2 separate regions of the Homo sapiens genome follow, and region 1 is linked to region 2. A link is a loop called in an ENCODE intact Hi-C map of the cell type or tissue named here. Cell type or tissue: heart left ventricle. All regions are shown on one strand.

What was found. A loop is a pair of places that touch in the nucleus more often than their neighbours do. Peaks named below come from ENCODE experiments on the same cell type or tissue, not always from the same donor. Only the 100,000 strongest peaks of a DNase experiment are listed, where the experiment ranks them.
Region 1: it touches region 2 in a loop (2.5-fold over the local background); 72 of 110 quality-filtered maps call a loop at or near these places.

What each region holds. Positions count from the first base shown.
Region 1 is chr1:44,831,357-44,839,356 of GRCh38, reverse strand. PTCH2 (patched 2) reads left to right here. Exons shown (of 22, transcript NM_003738.5): 3 at 7,016-7,205; 4 at 7,313-7,382; 5 at 7,560-7,651. Among named protein-coding and RNA genes, the nearest start is that of PTCH2, 7.9 kb to the left of the region's middle. RefSeq lists an enhancer at 2,943-3,443. In heart left ventricle, CTCF peaks have their summits at 3,142 and 3,341 (motif pointing left); a DNase peak (open chromatin) is centred at 3,296.
Region 2 is chr1:44,781,676-44,789,675 of GRCh38, reverse strand. BEST4 (bestrophin 4) reads left to right here and starts at 1,506. Exons shown (of 9, transcript NM_153274.3): 1 at 1,506-2,122; 2 at 2,210-2,304; 3 at 2,980-3,213; 4 at 3,448-3,602; 5 at 4,000-4,077; 6 at 4,371-4,568; 7 at 4,691-4,771; 8 at 4,893-5,047; 9 at 5,193-6,091. The coding sequence starts at 1,971. The coding sequence ends at 5,466. RefSeq lists enhancers at 2,278-2,963, 2,965-3,054, 2,964-3,649 and silencers at 3,175-3,304, 5,154-5,503. In heart left ventricle, a CTCF peak has its summit at 3,405; DNase peaks (open chromatin) are centred at 3,355, 4,959 and 5,303; H3K4me3 peaks cover 1,773 bases; H3K27ac peaks cover 1,010 bases.

The DNA.
Region 1 (8,000 bases), 50 kb before region 2:
TAAGTCTTGCTCTGTTGCCCAGGCTGTAGTGCAGTGACGCAATCTCGGCTCACTGCAACCTCCGCCTCCCGGGTTCAAGCGATTCTCCAGAGTAGCTGACACTATAGGCATGCGCCACCATGCCCGGCTAATTTTTTTGTATTTTTAGTAGAAACAGGGTGTCACCATGTTGGCCATGCTGGCCTCGATCTCCTGACCTTGTGATCCGCCCGCCTTGGCCTCCCAAAGTGCTGGGATTACAGGCCTGAGCCAGACGCTAGGCCAATCTTTTTTTTCATAGAGATGGAGTCTCACTGTGAGACCCAGTCTCAAAGAAAAAGTGTAAGAAGGCAGGGTGCAGTGGCTCACGCCTGTAATCCCAGCACTTCGGGAGGCCGAAGTAGGTGGATCTCCTGAGGTCAGGAGTTCAACACCAGCCTGGCTAGCCTGGCTAACTTGGTGAAACTCCATCTCTACTAAAAATACAAAAATTAGCCAAGTGCGGTGGTTCGCGCCTGTAGTCCCAGCTACTCCAGAGGCTGAGGCAGGAGAATCGCTTGAGCCCAGGAGGCAGAGGTTGCAGTGGGCCAAGATCGTGCCACTGCACTCTAGCCTGGCGACAGAGCGAGACTCAAAAAAAAAAAAAAAGAAAAGAAAAAGAAAGATTAAGCCGAGGAAGAAACCGAACATTGGCTATCACAGTGTTCCAGACCAGAGTTCAGGGTCCTCCTTAACTTTGCCTCAGTGAGACTTGGAATTTGACTTGTTTGTCTTTCCTGGCCAACTGTAAAGTCAAGCGTTCAGAGGCAGATTGTTCTCTAAAATGAAAATTACAAAGGCCTGGCACGGTGGCTCACGCCTGTAATCCTAGCACTTTGGGAGGCCGAAGCGGGTGGATCACTTGAGGTCAAGAGTTTGAGACCAGCCTGACCAACATGGTGAAACACTGTCTCTACTCCAAATACAAAATTAGCCAGGCGTGGTGGTGCATGCCTGTAATCCCAGCTACTGGGGAGGCTGTGGCAGGAGAATCGCTTGAACCCGGGAGGCAGAGTTTGCAGTGAGCCGAGATCGCGTCTTTGTACTCCAGCCTGCGCAACAAGAGCTGCCATTCCATGTAGAAGACAGAGGATGGCCTTATATCAGTTGGTAGAATCACCATCCACTTAAATACCTAAAGCTAAAACCTTAGGAGTCAGCCTCAGTTCTTGTTCACCCAATTGTTTACTAAACTATTAAATCCTTGCTTCTTAACCTCTCTCATAACAAACCCATCCTTTCTTTTTTTTTTTTTTTGAGACGGAGTCTTGATGTGTTGCCCACACTGGAGTGCAGAGGTGCGATCTTAGCTCACTGCAAGCTCCATCTCCCGGGTTCACGCCATTCTCCTGCCTCAGCCTTCTGAGTAGCTGGGACTACAGGCACCCGCCACCATGCCCAGCTAATTTTTTTGTATTTTTTTTAGTAGAGACAGGGTTCCACCATGTTAGCCAGGATGGTGTCGATCTCCTGACCTCGTGATCCGCCCGCCTCGGCCTCCCAAAGTGCTGGGATTACAGGCTTGAGCCACCGGGCCCGGCACAAACCCATCCTTTCTACCTTGTGGTCACTGCTCTAGTTGAGGCCTTGTTCTATCTCTGGCAATACACTTCTGATTGTATCATTTAGAATGCTTTTAGGCCAGGCGTGGTGGCTCATGCTTGTAATCCTAGCATTTTGGGAGGCCAAGGTGGGAGGCTTGACTGAGCCCAGGAATTCAAGACCAGCCTGGGCAACATGGCAAAAACCCATCTCTATTTCTAAAAAATTAAAAAATAAAATAAGGCCAGGCACAGTGGCTCACACCTGTAATCCCAGCATTTTGGGAGTCCAGGGTGGGGTGGATCACCTGAGGTCAGGAGTTCGAGACCAGCCTGGCCAACATGGCAAAACCTTGTCTCTACTAAAAATACAAAATTTGGCCACACATGATGGCATGTACCTGTAATCGCAGCTACTCCGGAGGCTGAGGCAGGAGATCACTTGAACCCAGGAGGCGGAGGTTGCAGTGAGCTGAGATCGTGCCATTGCACTCCAGCCTGGGTAACAGCAAGACTCTGTCTCAAAAAAATATATAAATAAATAAATTAAATTAAATAATAGAATGCTTTTAGCCACATGAAAAGAGAAGAAAAGGAAAGGAAGAAGGGAAGAAGGAAGAAAGAAGATTGATTTATTATTCTCTGTAACAGGAAGCCTGGTTAATTCAGTTAATTCGGCAGCCCAAGGACATTAGCAAGGACCCAGTTTCTTTCTATCTTTCTCCTCTGCCATCTTCAACATTCTGGACTTTTGTCCTCAGACTTATCTCAAAGTGGCTGCTGCAGTGTCAGGAAAAAGAAATCATTCTTGTCTTGCATTTCTTTTTGTTTTTGTTTTGTTTTATAGAGACAGGGTCTCACTCTTTCACCCAGGCTGGAGTGCAGTGACACAATCACAGCTCACTGCAGCCTGGAACTCCTAGGCTCACACAGTACTCCTGCCTCTTTCTCTGTAGTATCTGGGACTACAGGCACATGCCACCATGCACAGCTAATTTTTTTGTTTGTTTGTTTGTTTGTTTGTAGAGACGCAGTCCCACTATGTTGCCCAGGCTGATCTTTTTTCCTTTTTTCTTTTTCTTTTCCATCCCCCGAGACAGAGTCTTGCTCTCTAGCCCAGGCTGGAGTGCAGTGGATTGACCTCAGCTCACTGCAACCTCCGCCTCCTGGGTTCAAGCGATTCTTCTGCCTCAGCCTCCTCAGTAGCTGGGATTACAGGTGCGCACCACGCCTGGCTAATTTTTGTATTTTTAGTAAAGACAGGGTTTCACCACGTTGGCCAAGCTAGTCTCAACCTCTTGACTTCGTGATCCGCCCACCTCGGCCTCCCAAAGTGCTGGGATTGCAGGTATGAGCCATCGCGCCTGGCCGGCCCCCAGGCTGGTCTTGAACTCCTGGTCTCAAGCGATCCTCCTGCCTTGGCCTCCTGAAGTGCTGGGGTTACAGGCATGAGCCACCATGCCTGATCTTGCATCTCTTTTAAAAAGTGAGGAAAAATGTATTAGTAGCCTCCCAGCCAACTTCTCATTTGCTCTCTTTGGCAAGAACTATGTAGCATCCTATGCCGAAATCCTTCACTTGGCAAAGGCAATGGAATTACTGATTGGCTTCTTAAACTAATCAAGTTTCACCTCCTGATGCTGGGGAGGAGCCCAGCTGTCCCTAATCACTGGGCCTTTCCGATGACGGCCACGGAAATCAGGGTCTGTTAGAAAGGAGGAAGGTGCTGACAGCCTCACCTTCAAATCTGCCTCCACAGCACCACCCTGTGGCCAATCTCCATCTGGCCAAGTCAGTCCCCTTCTTAGTGCCCTTCCACCGATTTCCACCAGATTCTGTAAAATCAAATATAAACTCCATAGCACACACTCTAGGCCCTCCATAATTGGACTTGATTGCTTCTCCAGCATTGCCGCTGGCTCCTCCCTGGCTCACTCTTAGCAGTACCGAAACACGGAGTCTTTGACAGTTCCCTGCGCACACCTGGTCCAGGACACGTTTCCTGACTTCTTCTCGTGGGCACCTCATCATTCACAACTCACAATAGTGTATTCACAAAAATACATTGTTAGGTGATGAAAACGTCAGATCCCCTCTGCCCAAAATCTACCATGACTCCCATTTCACCTAGAGAAAGCTTAAGTCCCTACAATAGTATATAGGCCTTTACACGTGAAACTTCTGGACCAAAGATTATGGAGCATATATATTGCAATGTTGCTTTCCCCCGAAGAGTGTACCATATTACACTCTCATGGTGGGTTAGAGTGTACTCTTGTAAACCAGCAACGAGTGCCATCAATTTTAAAATTTTTGCTAAATTGTTAGATAGTAACTTATTGATGTTTGTATTTGCATTTACATTATTATTTATAAGGTAGAGTCTTTTTCCATATTGGTTAACCAGTTATATTTTCCCGTTGGTAAAGACATAAAAGTTTGGCCGAGCACAGTGACTCATGCCTGTAATCCCAGCACTTTCAGAGGCTGAGGTGGGAGGATCACTTGAGCCCAGGAGTTCGAGACCAGCCTGGGCAACATAGGGAGACCCTGTCTCTACAAAAAATACAAACATTAACTGGGCATGGTGGCACACACCTGTAGTTCCAGCTACTTGAGAGGATTGCTTGAGCCGGGAGGTCAAGGCTGCGGTGAGCTGTGATTGCACCACTGCACTCCAGCCTGGGTGACAAAGCGAGACCCTGTCTCAAAAAAAAGAGACAAGTTGTTTTTTCATGTATCAATCTTGATATTCTCCCTCCTCTGTCCTATTTCCTCCCCTGTCACCTGCAGTCTTTCCTTCAGTTCCTTCTCATTTTTCTGTCACTTCATTTCTCTACCAGCAACTATTGAAAAATAACTCCACATCTGTACCTACTGTGTGCCATGCAATTTCCTAAGTACTTTGCCTGCATTTATTCTAATTCTACCAAGGTAGTCACTGTTTCTGTTTGACAGATGAGGAGCTGGAGACCCAGAGAGAATAACTAATGAGCCCAAGGCACAGACTAAGCATTATCGACTCTTCCTTTCTGCACCACAATGCATCCCAGTTCACCTGTCCATATCTATCTTTGTCAACTAAGGTTTATCTTTTTCTCTGCCCCATTTTCTCCCCTGAGGAGTCTTTATTCTCTTTGATGCTCCATTTTAAATTATCCGTGTTTCTTTCTCTTGCTTTCTTATCAGATCTCTCTGGGTTCCTTCCTCCTCCCATGCCTCCTTCCTCTCAGCAAACCCACTTACTATGGAGAGCTTATCTCTGTCCTCTTCTTCCCTTCCATGCGGCAGCCTTCGGCCTAATCTTGGTGAAATAAACACTGCAGTACAGGCCTGGCAAAAGAGTGGGGAGTAGGGGAGAGTCGGAGAAGGAGAGGCTGGGCACGGTGGCTCACACCTGTAATCCCAGCACTTTGTGAGGCCGAGGCTGGCAGATCACCTGAGGTCAGCAGTTCAAGATCAGCCTGGCGAACAGGGTGAAACCCCATCTCTACTACTAATAATATAAAAATTAGCCAGGCGTAGTGGCAGGCACCTGTAATCCCAACTACTCGGGAGGCTGAGGCAGGAGAATCGCTTGAACCCGGGAGGCAGAGGTTGCAGTGAGCCGAGATTGCACCATTGCACTCCAGCCTGGGCAATAAGAGCGAAACTCAGTCTCAAAAAAAAAAAAAAGGGAAGGAACTGGCAGTGTGGGGAGCAGGACAGGAAGACTGTTTTCATGAGGTGAAGGCCAGGAATGTGACTTTTGGGGCACGAGGGGACATGTGAGCATATGGGTAAGTATGTGTTGGGGGCTACCAAGGATTTGGGGCTTTTGTGAGTGAGAAGATTACATGGGTTTGAAAAAGAGATTGGAGGGCCAGGTGCAGTGACTCACACCTGTAATCCCAGCACTTTAGGAGGCTGGGGTGGGAGGATCGCTTGAGCCCAGGAATTTAAGACCAACTTGGGGCCGGGTGCGGTGGCTCACTCCTGTAATCCCAGCACTTTGGGAGGCCGTGAAACCCCACCTGTACTAAAAATGCAAAAAATTAGCTGGCCATGGTGGCAGGTGCTTGTAATCCCAGCTACTCGGAAGGCTGAGGCACGAGAATCGCTTGAACCTGGGAGACAGACGTTGCAGTGAGCCACAAAAAAGACCAGCTTGGGCAACATAGTGATGAGACCTCGTCTCTACAAAAAATTTAAAAATTAGCCAGGCCTGGTGGCGGGTGCCTGTGGTCCCAGCCACTTGGGAGGCTGAGGTGGGAGGATCACCTGAGCCCAGGAAGTCGAAGCTATAGTGAGCTATGATCAGGCCACTGCACTCCAGCCTGGGCAATAGAGCAAGACTCTGTCTCAAAAAAAAAAAAAAAAGGAAAAGAGATTGGGAAACATGACGATCTCAGATGGGGCTTGAGTCTCAGAGAAGCAGTACGTTTGGGTCCCAGCAGGCAGCAAAGACTAACAGGAGGAGACCCCCAGACAGGTGGAAACAGCGCAGGGTCTGAGATCAGACCAAATCCGCAAAGCCTCCAGAGGTAGATTTGGCCCTCACTCTTCCCCACATCATAGTTAGGTGATAGCCCCTCACAATGTCCCCACCTCCCCCAGGTCCCAGTTACAGAGCAGGAGCCTGTGGCCAGCATAACGCAGGACTGGAGGGGCGCTAAGATCCAGGACACTATGGCAGGCCTGGCGCCGGGAATCCCTGTGGTCTGGACAGTGAGGGCGGTGAAAAGGATCTGGACACCTCCCTCCCCTTGGCCCACTTTGATTTCACCCCTGCCAGGGTTCGTGAGCTGATTCCATGCACTTTCTGCCTGAGTGGGAGCAGCACACTGAATGACTGTCCCATCCTCCCTCTCCCCCACACCAACACAGGGCCCATTATTATCACCCATTATTATCAGACACTCCTATCCCTGCCCTCTCCTTAGGACACTTTGCAGAAAGGTGTGTGGATATAAATCACTGCCCAGAGCAACCTGAACTAAGAACCAGCCCTAGCCCTACACCTGTTCTTTTAGGAAACCCTCCTAGCAGCAGCCTCCCTATTGGCCCCTATTGGCCCTCCTTGTCCTCCCCACCAGAACAGAGAGGGACTGAGCGAGGGTTCCCTTACCAAGATGCCCCTACAACCCCCACAGCCCACGGCCAGCTCATGCTGATTGTCATTTTTAAGTTTACACCCAAAACCCAGCCAACCTGGTTCATGCTTAAGCCCTAGACCACACAAGAAATCCGCAGAGCCACACAACCGAGGCTTCTCCACTTCCCTGGCAGAGCTCCAGGACCCAGAAGCCTGGGGAGTCGGCCTGGGCCATGACCAGGCCCTCAGGGATAAGGCAGGGACTCCTCTCTGCCGCACCTCTCCCACTTGTCTGGGGAGGCCTCAGAGTTAGAAGCCCCCTTCCCAAGTTCTGACCCGCCTAGGCCCTTTCCCCCCCAGCTTTCTCTGTTTGCTCTGGCAGTGGGCAGCCGGGTGAGCCAGGAGCTGCATTACACCAAGGAGAAGCTGGGGGAGGAGGCTGCATACACCTCTCAGATGCTGATACAGACCGCACGCCAGGAGGGAGAGAACATCCTCACACCCGAAGCACTTGGCCTCCACCTCCAGGCAGCCCTCACTGCCAGTAAAGTCCAAGTATCACTCTATGGGAAGTGAGTCTGGCTGAGCCCCTGAGCAGCTGGGGGCGAGGCGTGCTGTGGGGGTTCTGGAGTGGGAATCCCCTTCTTCTGCTGATCTCCTATGCCCCTGGCTATTGCAGGTCCTGGGATTTGAACAAAATCTGCTACAAGTCAGGAGTTCCCCTTATTGAAAATGGAATGATTGAGCGGGTAAGTGTCCTGAGAGGGAGTAGAGGCAGAACTTTTTCTGTAGCGTGGGAGGACTCAGAGACCGAGCAAGCCCCACAGCCTGCAATCTGCCCCCTTAAAACTAAGGAGGGGGATTGCAGAGGGCATCCTACAAAGGTTGTGGGGCAGGACTGACGTGGCCCGGGGTATCCCTGGCAGATGATTGAGAAGCTGTTTCCGTGCGTGATCCTCACCCCCCTCGACTGCTTCTGGGAGGGAGCCAAACTCCAAGGGGGCTCCGCCTACCTGCCGTGAGTGCCACTCCTGGGGCCCTGCTTCATCTCCCGCTGGGGACTCTCCCAGCAGAAAGGAGGGGTCTGGGGAATGAGGATGATCAAAACCTTACCAAGGTCCTAATTACCTCCCAGGCCAGGAACAGAGAGCATGGGCTTCCCCAAGGCTCTCTCCACATCCTCCTTCTCTTTCCCTCTCAAGGAAGGAAGACCTGACTTATTTACACAAAACTAAACACAAAGATCTGTAAGATCTGAGCAAAGGAGAAAAAGATCCCCACAAAGAGGCTTTGCTGGGGGAAATTACCTAGGTGTTTGCTAAGCCATTGCCCAGGCCAGAAAGAAAACCTGCTACAGGCATGTGCCT
Region 2 (8,000 bases):
TCCAGGCTGGAGTGCAATGGCATGATCTCGGCTCACCGCAATCTCCACCTCCCAGGTTCAAGCGATTCTTCTGTCTCAGCCTCCGGAGTAGCTGGGATTACAGGCATGTGCCACCATGCTCAGCTAATTTTGTATTTTTAGTAGAGATGGGGTTTCTCCATGTTGGTCAGGCTGATCTCGAACTCCCGACCTCAGGTGATCCGCCTGCCTCGGCCTCCCAAAGTGCTGGGATTACAGGCGTGAGTCACAGTGCCTGGCCTTTTTTTTTTTTTTTTTTTTTGAGACAGAGTCTCTGTCACCCAAGCTGAAGTGCAGTGGCACAATCTCAGCTCACTGCAACCTCTCCCTCCCGGGTTCAAGCGATTCTCCCATTGAGATTCTATTTCTTTTTCTTTTTCTTTTTCTTTCTTTCTTTTCTTTTTTTTTTTTTTTTGATTACCCAGGCTAGAGTGCAGTGGCACGATCTCAACTCGTTGCAACCTGCGCCTCCCCAGGTTCAAGCAATTCTCCTGCCTCAGCCTCCCATGTACCTGCTGGGATTACAAGTTCGTGCCACCACACCCGGCTAATTTTTGTATTTTTAGTAGAGACAGGGTTTCACCATGTTGGGCCAGGCTAGTCTCGAACTCCTGACCTCAAGTGATCCACCTGCGTTGAGGCTGCCCAAAGTGCTAGGATTACAGGTGTGAGCCACCTTGCCTGGCAGCGGAAGTTCTATTTCTATCAGCGCCTTAGGTATTACTTCCTCCAGAGGTGAAAGTGGCCACTCAAATCTTGGGCACCCCTAGGAGTCAGGATGTTGGACACAGGGCTTAACGGAGCCTGCACTCCTAGGCCTGAGCTTCCAGATCTGTGGCTGTCAGCCCCGTGGCATGGATGGAGAAGAGCCTGGCCAAGCCCCCAAGCCCCTGTACAAGAAGACTGGGAGTGTGGCCAGTGCACAGGATGGGTCCTGGAGCTCATGCCTTTGCTAGGCCACTTCCAGCCTTGGAAGTCCATCAGCCCTGGCTTTGAATCCTGCCTCCAACATGTTCTAGCTGTATGGCCGACGGCGGGCAAGTCATTTACCTCTTGGAGCCTCATCTGTGAAATGTGGATGATTGATTCCCTACCTCATGGTGCTGTGATGAGGATTTCTTGAGAGGATGACCTAGTAGTGCCCTTGGCATGGTTCCTGTCACTTAGTCAGTGCTCTGTGATCAGCAGCTGGTATTATTATAACAGTTTATCATGCATCTGTCTTCCCACCTGAAACGTGGGACAATAACCCCTGTCATACTGGCTTGAAGGACATGGTGTCGTCTGTGTGAGCTGTGGGGTCAGTATAGCTGGCATTTCTGCCACTCGAAGGCCAGCCCAACCCTACAGGGGTAAGGAGACACACCCAGTTCCCAGCACCAGGGGAAGCTGGATGACAGCTTCAATCCATCAATGATAGGCCTCAGTCCAGCCTAACTTTATGGACTGCAGAGGTACTTAAGTCTGTGGGGGTTGAAGTCTAGCCCAGTTCATCTTCCACACGGGCTGCTGCCCAGAGCAGGTAGGCAGGTATGGGATGGGGGTGAGAGTGCCCTGGGCCCTGGTAGTTCTAGTTAATCAGCTTCCAAAGCAAGGCCCCAAGGAATAGCAGTGGATTTGGGCTGGAGCTGCGTCTCTTGTCCGCAGCAGTTCAGGATCTGGTTATCCCTAGCCCTGCAGGCTGAAGAGGAGCTTGAGGAAACCTCATGCATGAAGGGACACAGATCTCAGTTCTACCTTGTCCAACTCTAGCCTGGCTTTGCCCATGTACTGCTCAGTTCTGCAGGGGGTGGGGTGTACTTTTCTGCTCTGCAGGCTCCTACCCCCTTGTCCACTGACGCAGGGTGAAGGCTGGGGTGTGTGAGACCAGAGTGGAAGGGAGGTTGTCTGGAGAACTAAACGACAGCCCTGGGGGCAACTCTTGTGACCTCCTGCCCCAGGCTCCCAGCACCATGACGGTTTCATACACTCTCAAAGTGGCGGAGGCCCGCTTCGGAGGTTTCTCTGGCCTGCTTCTCCGCTGGAGGGGAAGCATCTACAAGCTCCTCTACAAGGAATTCCTCCTCTTTGGGGCCTTGTACGCTGTGCTTAGCATCACCTACCGGTAAGGGCAGGGTCTTAGAGCTGGCGCAAGTGGGGAGACTGGGCCACCCACCTCCCTCTAACCCAAGCCTACACCTGCCTTCCCCAGGCTGCTGCTGACCCAGGAGCAGAGGTACGTGTATGCTCAGGTGGCCCGGTACTGCAACCGCTCAGCAGACCTCATTCCCTTGTCCTTTGTATTGGGTAAGGCTCCCTTCTAGTTTTCCCTGTGTCCCCCTTACTGTGTTCCCTGACCTCTGGGTTGGGTTGACAGCTCCGAGGGTCAGAATTACCCAACAGATGGTGTGGTGACACACCTGCAGTCTCAGCTACTCGAGAGGCTGAGGTGAGAGGATCGCTTGAGCCCAGGAGTTCCAGTCCAGCCTGGGCAATGTAGCGAGACTCTGCTAAAAAAAAAAAAAAAAAAAAAAAGAATTACTCAACACGGTGGCAGAGCCTTCCTGGTCAGCCAGAGCAGGCCCAGCAGGCACAGGAGCTGGGTGCTGGGTCCAGGACTTCCAGAGGGCAGGGCCCTATCACTTGCCGGACCCTCACTTCCAGCAAGGCACAAGACACCTGCTGGCCTCACAAGCCCACCCTGGGCACTGCAGGGGAGCTGGACAGAGGTGACAACCCCTTCCCCACCCTCCTGGGAAGCAGTCTCCTGGCTTTGAATCCCCACTTTCCCTCTGCTGAAGGAAGTTTGCCCTCCTCCCTCCTCCTGGCCTCGCACAGCAGGGCACTGGAGCTGAATGTTTCCTTCCCCCTGCCACGATTCAACTGGCCTGGACCAGGCCCTTTGCTGGGGGAGGTGAGGCGCTCCGACCCCCAGGCTCTCCACTCTCCCTTCCTACTCCCTCTATCACGGCGGCCAAGCAGGTTTCTATGTGACTCTCGTGGTGAACCGCTGGTGGTCCCAGTACACAAGCATCCCGCTGCCAGACCAGCTGATGTGCGTCATCTCGGCTAGCGTGCACGGCGTGGACCAGCGGGGCCGCCTGCTGCGCCGCACCCTCATCCGCTACGCGAACCTGGCGTCCGTGCTGGTGCTGCGCTCGGTCAGCACCCGCGTGCTTAAGCGCTTCCCCACCATGGAGCACGTGGTGGACGCAGGTGCGCCGCCCGCCGGGAGCCTCTGGGGGTCCGGCCCACAGCCGGATGCAGGTGGCGCCTGGGAGAGTCCTGGGAGCAGGGGCCTCCAGGGAAGGGTCTGGACTGCGACAGGAACGCGGAACCGCGAGTCCTGGGACAGCCGGTGGACGCGAGGGAGGGGAGCCAGACGGCGGAACAGCAGCCTCCCCTGGCGGCAGAGGGTGCAACTGCACCCCACCTGCTTTACCCCCTCAGGTTTCATGTCCCAGGAAGAGAGGAAAAAGTTTGAGAGCCTGAAATCCGACTTCAACAAGTACTGGGTCCCCTGCGTCTGGTTCACCAACCTGGCGGCCCAGGCCCGGAGGGACGGGCGAATACGTGACGATATCGCTCTCTGTCTACTTTTGGAAGTGAGTGGGCTCAGGACCAGACCCATCTGCCCTCCTCCCTCTAATTTTAAAGATGAATAATAATTTTAATACCTAACAGTTGTATGGCATCAGCTGTGTACCCCAGCCTTTTGGAAGCCCTGTACCCATGTTAACTCATTCATCCCTTACAGCAACTCTTGACATAGGTACTATCATCCTCCTTGCACAGATGTGGAAACTGAGGCACAGAGTAGAAAAGAAATTTGCCTAAGTTACACAGCTAGTTAGCAGAGCTGGGATTCAAGCACCCCATCTTAATACACCTCTGAGGGCAGAATGAGAAAGAGCCTCCTGGCCAGGCCCAGGCCTAGTTTGTGCTGGGCACCCCTGTTCCTTCCTCACCTCTGCTGACTTCCTGTTCCTGCTGTTCCCCCAGGAGCTGAACAAGTACCGAGCCAAGTGCAGCATGCTATTCCACTATGACTGGATCAGCATCCCCCTCGTCTACACCCAAGTAACTGCCTCTCCCCTCCCGAGTCCCAGTGCCTACTGTATGTCCTGTGCTGTGTGTGAGATGAGAAGAATTAGCGATGGTACTTGCCTGGCCATTTCAGTCCCCTGAGGCACCGGGTTCATCCTAAAAGCCCCCCACCACCCCCAACAAGGTGACCCTGTCCCCACTGGTACTGCCACACCAGGATACATGTTTGATTACTTGTCAGACTTCCCATAGATCCTCAGAGGCAGGGGCAGCATTTCTCCTTGGCCCGCTGCATCCTGCACTGAGCCTGGCTCTTCATTCTCCAGGTGGTGACCATAGCCGTCTACTCTTTCTTTGCCCTCTCCCTGGTTGGCCGCCAGTTTGTGGAGCCAGAGGCAGGGGCTGCCAAACCTCAGAAGCTTCTGAAGCCAGGCCAGGAGCCAGCCCCAGCCCTGGGAGACCCGGACATGTACGTGCCTCTCACCACTCTGCTGCAGTTCTTCTTCTATGCTGGCTGGCTCAAGGTGGGCACTGCAGATGGGCATGCCAGCCTGCTCTGTGGAGATGTGGGCAGAGGGGCTGCCCCGACTTTGGGGAAAAAGAGTGGGGCTCTGAACCCAGAAAACCCTGTCTCTGCCACCTATAGGTGGCTGAACAGATCATCAACCCATTTGGTGAGGATGATGACGACTTTGAGACAAATCAGCTCATAGACCGCAACTTGCAGGTGAGCAAGCATCAGGATCAGGAGTCCAGGGCAGCTCCTGGGCCCCCTCTCCCGGTCAGCTCTCAGCCCGGCCGTGGGAAGGAGAGGAGAGGAGGATCCTTGTAACTTGCTGGTGGCCCAGGTGTCCCTGCTATCCGTGGACGAAATGTACCAGAACCTTCCCCCCGCTGAGAAGGACCAGTACTGGGATGAGGACCAGCCGCAGCCACCCTACACTGTGGCCACGGCGGCCGAGTCTCTGCGGCCCTCATTCCTGGGCTCCACCTTCAACCTGCGGTGAGTGGCTTGCACTGGGCCTGACCCGGCACGCGGGTCCTCGCTCAGCCTCTGGGGCACCGATGCCTCGGTCCTTCCCCGAGAGCCGATCCCGCGTCCCCGCTCCCGCCCTGTGCCCCGGCTCAGCCCGCCCTCCCGCCCGCAGCATGAGCGACGACCCTGAGCAGAGCCTGCAGGTGGAGGCGTCCCCCGGATCTGGTCGGCCCGCGCCCGCCGCGCAGACCCCGTTGCTCGGCCGCTTCCTGGGCGTAGGGGCGCCCTCCCCGGCCATCAGCCTCCGGAACTTCGGCCGCGTGCGAGGCACCCCCCGCCCCCCGCATCTGCTGCGCTTCCGGGCGGAGGAGGGCGGCGACCCCGAGGCCGCAGCCCGCATCGAGGAGGAATCGGCGGAGTCCGGGGACGAGGCCCTGGAGCCCTGAGGTCTCGCCTGCCCCCGCCCGGTTTCCCCCACCCACTGCCCTCCTTCCCTCCCGTGCCCGGTCCTGCCAGCCAGCTCTATTAGAGCAGCTTTTCCTGTGTGCCTTGAAGGCCAGAGCATTTAGGGACAGAACTTGAAAGAGAAGATGGCGAAAAGGGCCTGAGCCAGGGCTGGGAATGTGTCCACTTTGGTGGGAGAGAAGGTCGGTTGCTTGGGGGACGTGAAGCTAGAAAAATAAATGAGCCCAGGCATAGAGGACTAGAGCCCAGGTGCACGGTTAGCTTCACAGCAACAGGGAGCTAGGCCATTGGTTCTCAAACTTAAGGAAGGATCAGCATCACGGAAGGTCTTGTCAAAAGAGTGCTGGGCACCACTCCCAGCATTTCTGGCACGTTAGATTTGGGATGGCGCCCAATAACTTGCATTTCTAACAAGTTCCCAGGTGATGCTGTGCTGCTTGTCCAGGAAACACAATTTGAGAGTCATGTGAAACGTGCTTGAAGGGGTATACCTTACCCTGGTAACCTTACTCAAAAGAAGGGTCAGTGTGTGCTGGGGGACTTTTGCCTTGTTTGTAATGTTAAAGTTTTTGTTTACATTGAGAATATATTCAAGTTTTTGTTTAAGTGTTGTTTAGTTTTTGTTTATATTGAGAATATATTTATTACTTGTGCAGTTATAATTGTTTAAAATTGAATTGGCATGCATGCAGTAGGATGAAGATGAAGGAAGGGTTTGGGAATCTGTCTTGGAGGCTGATTAAAGTCAGATGTGAAGGCAGCCATCCACCACCCACCCTAGACCTAGCATTTGGACTTGTGTGCCAAGCTCTTCTCCACTGCCACCAACCACACAGGGGGAAAAAGTACAGTTTACGGGTAGAAGCCTAGGCCCATCTCCATGGTGGGCCTGCAGCGCTGGGGGCACTCGGCTGATGTAAGTAAAGAGCCTTCTGTGGCTGGGCACAGTGGCTCACGCCTGTAATCCCAGCACTTTGGGAGGCCAAGGTGGGCAGATCCCCAGAGGCCAGGAGTTAAAGACCAGCCTGGCCAACGTGGTGAAACCGCATCTCTACTAAAAATACAAAAATTAGCTGGGTGTGGTGGTGGATGCCTGTAATCCCAGCTTCTTGGGAGGCTGAGGCACAAGAATTGCTTGAATCTGGGAAGCGGAGGTTGCAGTGAGCCAAGATCACTCTACTGCACTCTAGCTCTCGGTTACAGAGCCAGGCTCTGTCTCCAAAAAAAAAAAAAGTCTTCTGGAAACAGTCTGCCACAGAGCACTACATTGGAATTGTGATAAAACTATGCTCCTATACGATTCTTGCTTTTTAAATCCCAGTCTTCACCTAAAGAAATCAGTGAAGGCCAAAACTGAATATTAAGGCCACAGGATAAATGCCAGAACAGAGGAGGAAGACAGAGGGGGGACACTAGAGTGCAGTGAGTAGACTCCAGCCTCTGGCAGGGTCAGTTGACTGGATTCTAATGCTGGCTTTGCTTCTTTCCATCTGTATGTCCATGGGATAGTGAATATTTCTTATTTATTTATTTATTTATTTATTTATTTATTTATTTATTTGAGACGGAATCTTGCACTGTCACCCAGGCTGGAGTGCAATGGCCTGATCTCGGCTCACTGCAACCTCCACCGCCTGGGTTCAAGCAATTCTCCTGCCTCAGCCTCCCGAGTAGCTGGGATTACAGGTGTCCACCACCACGCCCGGCTAATTTTTTGTATTTTTAGTAGAGACCGGGGTGTCACCACGTTGTCCAGGCTGGTCTTTAACTCCTTACCTCAGGTGATCCACCCGCCTCAGCCTCCCAAAGTGCTGGAATTACAGGCGTAAGCCACCGCGTCTAGCCAATAGTGAATATTTCTAAGCCTCAGTTTCCAAATCTATAATGTGGAGACAGTAGCACCCCACAATGATGGCCATTCATTCACGAGGTATTTGAGGTTTTTTTTTTTTTTTCTGCAGCTTTTACAAGCCTTGTTCCATGGTGAGAACGGTCATCTGTGAAGGTGGTAGAAATGGAGAATGGATGGATTTCAAGACTTTAGAGAAAGAACCCACTGGTTTTATGGACAGATCTTGGCTCACTGCAACCTCCACCTCCCCAGGTTCAAGAGATTCTCATGCCTCAGCCTCTCAAGTAGCTGGGATTACAGGCACATGCCACCACACCCTGCTAATTTTTTGTATGTTTAGTAGAGATGGGGTTTCACCATGTTGGCCAGGCTGGTTTTTGAACTCCTGACCTCAAGTGATCCACCTGCCTCGGCCTCCCAAAGTGCTGGGATTACAGGCGTAAGCCACAATGCCTGGCCAAACTTCAAATTTAATAAAGTCTCAAGACTTTTTTCCCAATTAATCTTGCATATATTTGAGTACCCAGTATATGTCCATACACTTTTCCAGGTGCCAGAGACACAGCAGGAAACAAATATCCTTGTTTCCCTGGAGTACCATTCCAAAGGGAAAAGAGCAAACTTTGTCAGATTAAGGAATAAAGAGAAAAAACAGGCGAAGTG